Linked DNA regions of Mus musculus: regions 1 and 3 are each linked to region 2. The links are chromatin contacts, found by Hi-C or POLR2A ChIA-PET in ENCODE. All regions are on one chromosome and are shown on one strand. Each heading gives the region's core, a stretch centred on a gene start or an enhancer-like site at or near the end of the contact. The rest is flanking DNA. Distances are from core to core; before and after follow the strand shown. Region 1 holds the start of Kcne3 (potassium voltage-gated channel, Isk-related subfamily, gene 3). Region 2 holds the start of Pold3 (polymerase (DNA-directed), delta 3, accessory subunit). Region 3 holds the start of Lipt2 (lipoyl(octanoyl) transferase 2 (putative)).

Region 1 (2,700 bases), core at 92-2,591, 57 kb after region 2:
AGAGAAACCCTGTCTCAAAAATCACATAAACAAACAAAGAAAAAAAGAAAAGAGAAACGAGATTCCCAGTCTCCCAATGGTGCTTAAGACTGGCCTTGAGGGCACCTGGCATGTAAGCGGTGCACAGACATCTACAGAGGCAAAACTCTGAATGCTGATTTCTGGGCCCCACTCTGGGTCTTTTGAATCCAAACCTCCCAGGAGGAGCCCACCGCCCTCGGTGTGCAGACTGGAGCAGCGCATACTGGGGTAATCGGGATGACGGCTCTCAGAGGTGGTGTCCAGCTTAGGGAGGAACGGCTGGATAGAAACCTGCCACACAGAAACAACACAACAAGGATGTGTTCTGAAGGAGATTAGCAATTATGCACAAAAAGCCCACCACGTGGCAATCTTGTTTTTCCCTAAGCACGTATTAGGTAATCATATCCTAATATTCTGTGATGGAAATTACTCACCTTGGAAATACTGCAGTAGATCTTTGCGAGAATTGTGAGGGAGCTCATCTGAGTGTGTTCGTTGTGTGACCTCCGCTAGTGAAGAGAGCTTGGATAAGTGGTTGCTACAGAGTCCCTGAGAGGCAGATCCCTATTTCTGTCATCAACAGGAAAATGACACTTATCAGCGTCTCTTCTATATCAACAGAAACAATTTTTAATATCATCAGAAACAATTTGGATGTGGACCCAGTGGCTGGAAAACAAGTGTTCTGGGACAGACACCAGTTAAGAAGTGAGTGGATACAAGTTGAGACCGGGCATGTGACACAGACTACTGAGGGGGGAGATGCCTGCTAGAGTACGTGGATTCTGAGACCAAGCTCTGACCGAGCTCTGCGCTGACTTGCTTGCTGAGTGTAGAATCACCTCCCCAATTTGGGCGTCTGCAAACTGAAAACAGGGTATGTCTTAGAATCAGATGTTTTCTTTGGCTATTCCGGTTTTAGTATTTTGGATTCTGAAAACACTTCTAATCTTACCGTAACCCTGTGAAGAGCGAGTGCAGGAATGGTGGTACCCATAGACAGGAAACCAAGGCCCCAGAGAGGAGCTGCCCAGTGCCACACAGCTACACAGGTACCAAGCCCGACTCCACCAAAACCTAGCGCTTGGTCTGGGTGTTTGGAAATCAGCTTTTCGCTAGGTTGGCTGAGACTTAAAGGAGACACAGACGAGAAAAATTCTGTCTGGGATCCAGGAAGCAGGTGGTTCCCCGCAACCGCACCCGGTTAAGGCTAAGGAGCTGGGCGGAGGCGCCCCAAGACAGCCAACGCTGAAGCTGGAGTGCTAAGGCAGGGCGGGGCCAGAGGAGGGACACCCTGGGAAGGAAAAGGGAGCCAGAGCCAGTAGGCGTGCAGAGATCTGAGAGCACTGAGCGCATCTGGGCATTATTGCAGTGTTCACCGGAGACAGATCGTAGAGGCGGGTAAGGCGCTACAGGGTTGGAAAAGCTATCCATAGTCCGGGCAAGACGTGCAGGGTTTCGGTGTTTTCCTTCAGAGGGGGGACCCGACGTGGGGTGCTGCTAAAACACAGAGTGGATCTTCCTTAGTGAGAAAAGCAGGTATTCCCAGGAACTATAGGGATTAGAGAGTTTCGCTGCGCATGGAAAGTCGTGTGTGGTCCGAAGGCGCTCTCCCAGGCTTTCCTCCAGGCAGCAAAGGCTCCTCCTCTCCTACCGATAAGAGGACACTCACAGGTCTGCAGCGGGACACTCACGGAAATAACATTCCAGGAGTCAGTCTTGCTCTACCAAAGCTGCGGGCTCTGCAGAACTGCCCTACCCATTCTACTCCACTGTGACCAGCCCTCGGCGATCAGATCCTCCGAAATCCCGGGACGGGCTGAAGCATCTTCCGCTGTTAGTAGCAATTCTAGGTTGAAAGTCAGGAGTCTTGGGTTCTAGTTTTCAGGTAGTGTAAATTGATGCAGGTCAACCATGGCTTTGTGCCTTATGCTTTCTTAGGTCACCTCCTGTAAAATGGGTCTCCTGCTCCAGTTGCCCCCATGTAATCCAATTAGGGCAAAGGGGAATGTTTGGGAGGTGTCTCAGCCAGTGTGTTAGAGCCCCGGGAAGCAAAGTCCTAATCTCTGCCTCCTTCTCTTTATTAATTTGCATGGGAGGAAACTGAGGACCCAGGATAATCTTATCACCAGGGACCATATTGAATTAGAACCAGTGTTTCCTCACTCCTAGCCCAGGACTCTTATTTCACGTACAGATATCGAATAAACTCATTCTCTCTGGCTCCAGCCACTCTGTAAATTGCAAATGGAGGGGTGCGATAACTGGAGGCATTAAAAACTGCCTTTAAAGTCTGTTGACTCCCGGAAGATGAAAACCGACTAGCAACTTTCTTCAGTTCAAATTCCTCAGGGCATGTTTTCTATCTGTAACGCAGGGGAGCTTGAAGTACCTTCTAAGAGGGAGGCAGGCAAGACCAAGAACCTCCATCCTATGCTTGGCTACACAGACTGGCCAAGTAGGGGCAGGGAAGGCACTTGTAAATGGCAAGGACCTGCAGGATTCATCAGAAAGGGTGGGACACAAAGGAGGTGGGCGACCCTTGGTGGCTGTGGGCTGTGAGAGGGCACAGCAGAAGGTAGGCACTTGGGATGACTGCTCTCAGAGGTGAGCTGAGCCATGGATGGCTATGGGAACAATGTGAGCAGGGTTCCCAGTAACTTTCTCATGCCTGCT
Region 2 (2,700 bases), core at 8-2,507:
ACATAGCACAATTATGTGTGTGTGTGTGTGTGTGCGCGCGCGCACGCGCATGACACTAAACATAATAAGAAAAGTCTTAAGAGTCTACAAAGCCAAGCCAAAGATTATTTAGCTCAAACTCCTTGTCTTACTTAAAAGCTCTCTGACCCTCTTGTCTTTAAGAAGCTACCTAAAACTATCCTAAAATTTATCTAAAACCTAGCATTACTTGAAAGCACATAACCCAGGAACTTCTCAGTAAATTTGCAACTATTCAAATGTTAAGAGGAACAGGTGGTGTGGGAATCAAAAAAAAAAAAAAAGAGAGAGAGAAAAATGGATAAATGTAGTATGGGGTAATTTCAAGAACTAGGGGCATCGAGCCTCCATCCTTCCCTGACCCGGTATGTCTGTTGTTTCTTCCAAAGCTAAACGATGCACTCCCAATAAGAGGACTAATAAAGATTGGTCAGAGGCAGAGTGGCAGACAGAGGCAGAGGGGAAAGAGACAGACCTGGGATTCAAGAATTTATCTATCCAGCCCTAATGGCCCTTGACGCGTTTATACACGTCATTTGACCCTTGGCTAAATCCCACTTCTAGGGATAACACAAAAGCCTGGAGGACCCGGGAGGTGTGAGTCGGTGTACCAAACTGTGTCCATGGGCTCACAGCAGCAAAGGTCCATCACACCCAAGTCTCTTCATTTTTACGCTAGCCCGAGGAGGTGGGTCAAGCTGCTTTCAATATTTAAATTTCCAGGAAGAGGAAACTGTCTCTGGTGGGTAAAGCACCAGGCAGTCGCCTATGAAAGTCGGCCAGTCTCAACTGTCTTGAGGGGCCACCACCCGACAGAGCAGGGAAAGGAAGCCTCACGAACCCCGCTGGCTTCCCAGGCTCCACGCCCCCGGACCTCACAATCCCGCCCAAGGCCCCGGGGCTTGGGCGCGCGCCAGAAGCTCTGCCCGCAGGGCGTGTCTCCCTACGCGGGTTTCGCGGTGACCAGTGGCCACCTCAGCCGGTCCCCGAGAAGCCACAGGCACCGGGGGTCGCGACCCCTCGCCGACCGGGCAGGCCCAGTCCCCCGCACACCCGCCTCGCACGGCCCCGCCTTCCCCACCCCCGTGGTCCTAGCTCCTCACGATCTTGTTCTGGTCCGTGACGAACTCGTCTATGTTTTCTAGATACAGCTGTTCCGCCATGGTGGTGCGGCTTCGAGCCCCGCGCTCAACCCGCCCCAGCCGTAGCTCCCGCCGGCGGGAAACAGCTTCGCTCACTCTCGGGTCACAGGTCGTCTCCCAGGGCAACCAAGGCGCCGCGCTACGGCGGCGGGTGAGGGCCAAACTAGTGAGAGGCCAGCCAGGGCTGATGTAGGGGGAAGTTGGAGCGAGACCGACCGGAAGTGAGGCGCGAGCCCGTGGTTGTCGGTGTGCACCTGAGAACGTTGCGATTTCTCTGCTACCACAAGTAGACTGACTCATAACCTTATATTTCACCGCTGGGGGCGGGGGAGTGCTGTGGCCAAGAGTACACATGGAGCCTACATTGTAAAGGAGAGGGAGGAGGGGGAAGAGGGGGAGGAGGGGTGGCTTAAAAGAGTTGGTGTCAGGCGTGGTGGTGCAAAAGCAAGCAGATCTTTGTGAGCTGAAGACCACCCTGTTCTACCCATGGAGCTCCAACCTAGCCAGAGCTACCAAGTAAGAGTCACTAGATTAGGGACATGATCTTTGGGTCAACCAGGAGTTTCCCGGAAGATGTGAAAAGACTGGGGAAAAGAGCAGACGAGAAATCAAATCATTCTATTTGGCTGGAGTTATAAGTGAGACGATACACATAAAACCTTCAAGCTGTGCTCACCACGATCACACTAATAATAGCTGGTAACTGTGTTGTTACACGACAAACATATTGAGCAAGTGCTTTGAAAATGAAATTTCATTTAGTCTCATAGAAACCCAGCAAATGCATTGTGTGGTTTTCATAGAGAATCATAACAGATGCCTGTAAATAAACCCAAGATCATGTCAAAGAGATTACAGTTGTGTCTACAAATACACTGAAAGGTTTTAGGGTCAAAAACAAATCAGAGAAGAGTATCCCTTGGAATTTTCCCTCCCACGAATTAAGAGATGAAGAAAGTCTTTTAGTTTCATGTATATTCCCCAGATATATCACAATTACTTACTTACTGAGTAACTAGCATGTGGTGGGCATCTCTAGCAGTGACCCTAATCCTCAAGTAGTCTTGTTAGATTTTATTATCCCTTTATACACACACACACATACAAAAGATGAGGTCCCATCATTTCAAACCACCTTCATGTTGTTCATGGGAAGAGTGACTAGGAAACAACTGCAAGGACTTTGAGACAGGGTTTGTGTAAACAAAAACTATTTTAAGTATGATCTTGGGGCCAATGAGATAGCTCAGTGGGTAAAGTGCTTGCAGCACAGACCTGATGACCTGAGTTCAGTCCCAGGGAGCCACATAAAGATGGCAGGAGAGAACTGATTCCTTGGAGTCATCCTTTGGTCTCCACACACCATGGTACATGCAGGCCCATGTATATGCACAAAATAATTAATAAATAAAAATTCAAACTTACTGTATTCATAATGTCAGAACACCCACGTGTAATAGACTCTCAGCAAATGAATTTTGCTTGAAGTTTGGTTACAATGAAGGCATTGAGAGCTAAGTGAAAATACTGCTGAGAAAGA
Region 3 (2,788 bases), core at 105-2,604, 38 kb after region 2:
TCTTCCTCTTTCTGCTTCCTGGCCCACCCACACTCAGTGTTACTGGAGCTATTAACAGTCAAAGTCCATCCCAGCACGTAGGAGGCAGAGGCAGGAGGATCTTCTGTGATGGAGGAGGGAGGGGAGAACCTGCATGGCAGAGGTGGAGGGGTTCAGAGAGTGAGAAAGTCCACAGTGCAACGATGTAGGCTCAGGCTTTAGGCCGATATCTGAAAAGGAAATAAAGAAAAGGGGAAAAAATTAGTGGTCAGTGCAGATCTGAGATTATGTCCCAGGTTAGAATACCACACCAGAGACACACAGTGTGGTTAGAAACAGGGGCTGGTTATTAAAAAAAGAAAAACACTCCCAAGAATGGGCGTGAGCTAGTGGGCTAAGTAAAAGCCTTGGGGACTGAGGGCTCAGGACCCTTTATAAGACTTTGATAAGACATCTACCTCTCCAAATTGTAGTTCTGGGGACTTTTCTGGCACATTCTCTGTTGTATAAAGCTCAGGTCAGGAAGGGTTTCTGGGCCAATTAATCACAATTAATCTTGATATTCTGGCTTCCCGTCCCCTGTCCTTCCCTCGGCTTCTGGGACTGGGTTGTATGATGACTCAAGCTGGAGCTCCCTTCAGAGATCAGGGCTTCATAATGGAAGCAACTCCTACAAAGGTAACGGTGCCTTCCCAGGAGTAGCTTGTTTTTGTGACCCATCTATGTAGGATGTCCCATTTGCTTTAATCTAGAATAATTCTAATGGGTCAGGCCAGACTCGGAGCATTCCTGGGGGATAGCTAAGGAAAGAATCTAATGCAACTATTTCTCTGCTCAACTACAGCTTCTGCCTAATCCTGTTTCTTTCAAGTCTTATATATCTTGAAGTACCTGCTACGTCCCACACCGATCCACAATAAACCTCTTTGCACACTAGTCTCCCTTTCAGTTTTCGAGGAACTCAACATATTACTGAATTCTGTTTTTCTTTCCATCATTGAGGAAAATACGTAATAAATAAATTAATTAAATTAAAAAAAAGAATTTACATGGTGAAACAGAAAGACAATTTCTGAATATTGTCAAAAAAAAAAACTTTAATATTAGCTTGTCAGCTGTGAACACCTAAGCTTCCAGGGTTGGATCTTCGTTTCTCAAATACTCTACACTGCACGGTCCAAGTTCCTGCAGAACACAGAACATACTAAAAAATGATTATTGGAATGAATGGGTGGTTAAGACCAATCCTGCCTGGACTTCGGGTCACACAGGTAGGCGGGAACTGAAGCTCCACTCGGGCTGAAGCTCAGGGGCGTGGCCCAGAGTCCCCGCCCCGAGACCCGCCAGAAGGCGTGGCCCACGCACGCCGCCTCCCGCGCGATGTCGCTGCCTGTGGTCCGGCTCGTTTGGCTTGGTCGGGTGCACTACTCGGAGCTGCTGGCGTTGCAGGAGCATTGGCTACGGCGGCTACAGGCAGACCCTCGCCCTGGGACCCTGTCGGGGACCAAAGCGGGTGTGCTCTTGGTCTGCGAGCCAGCGGGGCCCGTATACACGGGCGGGCTACGCGGTGGCCTGACACCCGAGGAGACTACGCGGCTGAGGGCCTTGGGCGCCGAGGTGCGCGCCACCGGCCGCGGCGGCCTGGCCACTTTCCACGGCCCGGGCCAGTTGCTCTGCCACCCGGTGCTTGACTTGCGGCTCCTAGGCCTGCGCCTGCGCACCCACGTGGCGGCGCTGGAGGCGTGCGCCGTGCGACTGTGCGAACTTCGGGGCCTGCAGGGCGCCCGCGCGCGGCCGCCGCCCTACACTGGCGTCTGGCTGGGGGAGCGCAAGATCTGCGCGATCGGTGAGCGCGCCGGGGCGGGACCGGGGCGGAGCCTGGGCAGGGCTAACATCGGGGAGCGCTGGGCTGGACATGAACTCTGGGCATGAGCCACTGACCTCCCTCATGGAGCTGAGACAAAAGAGTCCTCTAGTTCAGTATGAATTGCCAGGTTTCTTCCTGTGACTCATAACGGGAGACAGGATGCCAAAATTTAAAACTTCCAATGCAAACGCAATTCTTGTGTTAAACGAATCTCGAAAATAAGGGCAGCTGATGTGTAACCACAGCCCCCACCGCCATTGACTTAGCCCCCAGATCCAGTCAGTGTTCCATCCAAGTTTCAAGGGATTGTGCCCAGGCCTCCTTACCTTTCAGCCCCAGAGGGATCCTGAGGCTCCCAAAGAAGGGAAGTATAACTATGCTAAGATATTTTGGCTTGTCTTGCAGGAGTCCGCTGTGGAAGACACATCACGTCCCACGGCTTGGCTCTGAACTGTTCAACCGACCTCACATGGTTTGAGCACATTGTGCCTTGTGGACTGGTTGGAACTGGAGTCACTTCCCTGAGTGAGGCGCTTCAAAGACTTGTCACTGTGGATGAAGTAATGCCATCATTCCTTGTGGCATTCAAGGAGACTTTCAAGTGCACGTTAATCTCTGAGGACAGCCCCAGCTGAAGGACATTCATTCACCTTATCCTTGGGATGATGGTTCTACAATAGAAAGCTTCTAGTCTGACTGAGTCCCCAGAACTACTCTGATTCACTGACCATGACAGGCCCTGAGCAATTGCTAGTCTGACTGAGTCCCCAGAACTACTCTGATTCACTGACCATGACAGGCCCTGAGCAATTGCTCCCTGTATCTCCTCACCTACCTCAGACGACATTATGAAAATACTATGAAAAGTCACAGGCTACCTAAAGCATCCCCATGACCATTAACACCTGTTAATGGAGACACTCCAGTGTTATTATCAACTGC

What was found. A loop is a pair of places that touch in the nucleus more often than their neighbours do. ChIA-PET counts read pairs that join two places held with the same protein, here RNA polymerase II (POLR2A).
Region 1: a loop to region 2 is called in a map of gastrocnemius, with 2.4 times the contacts of the local background. The contact joins the promoter of Kcne3 here to the promoter of Pold3 in region 2. A Hi-C loop is called at or near these places in 18 of 37 maps with a recorded cell type or tissue (Patski, T-helper 17 cell, adrenal gland and 5 more). POLR2A ChIA-PET finds 5 or more read pairs at or near these places in 3 of 5 experiments (Patski and embryonic stem cell).
Region 3: a map of left cerebral cortex shows a loop between it and region 2 (5-fold over the local background). The contact joins the promoter of Lipt2 here to the promoter of Pold3 in region 2. A Hi-C loop is called at or near these places in 8 of 37 maps with a recorded cell type or tissue (gastrocnemius, heart and left cerebral cortex). POLR2A ChIA-PET finds 5 or more read pairs at or near these places in 4 of 5 experiments (Patski and embryonic stem cell).

The regions. Positions count from the first base shown.
Region 1 is chr7:100,177,342-100,180,041 of GRCm38, forward strand. It overlaps Kcne3 (potassium voltage-gated channel, Isk-related subfamily, gene 3), which reads left to right and starts at 1,342. Exons shown (of 4, transcript NM_001360467.1): 1 at 1,342-1,425. It overlaps Gm51453 (a long non-coding RNA gene), which reads right to left and starts at 1,350. Exons shown (of 3, transcript XR_003946660.1): 1 at 980-1,350; 2 at 459-890; 3 at 43-312.
Region 2 is chr7:100,120,243-100,122,942 of GRCm38, forward strand. It overlaps Pold3 (polymerase (DNA-directed), delta 3, accessory subunit), which reads right to left and starts at 1,258. Exons shown (of 12, transcript NM_133692.2): 1 at 1,122-1,258. The coding sequence starts at 1,181.
Region 3 is chr7:100,157,923-100,160,710 of GRCm38, forward strand. It overlaps Lipt2 (lipoyl(octanoyl) transferase 2 (putative)), which reads left to right and starts at 1,355. Exons shown (of 2, transcript NM_026010.2): 1 at 1,355-1,825; 2 at 2,252-2,788. The coding sequence starts at 1,360. The coding sequence ends at 2,481. Gm51452 (a long non-coding RNA gene) reads right to left here and starts at 2,254. Exons shown (of 2, transcript XR_003946658.1): 1 at 2,173-2,254; 2 at 1-209.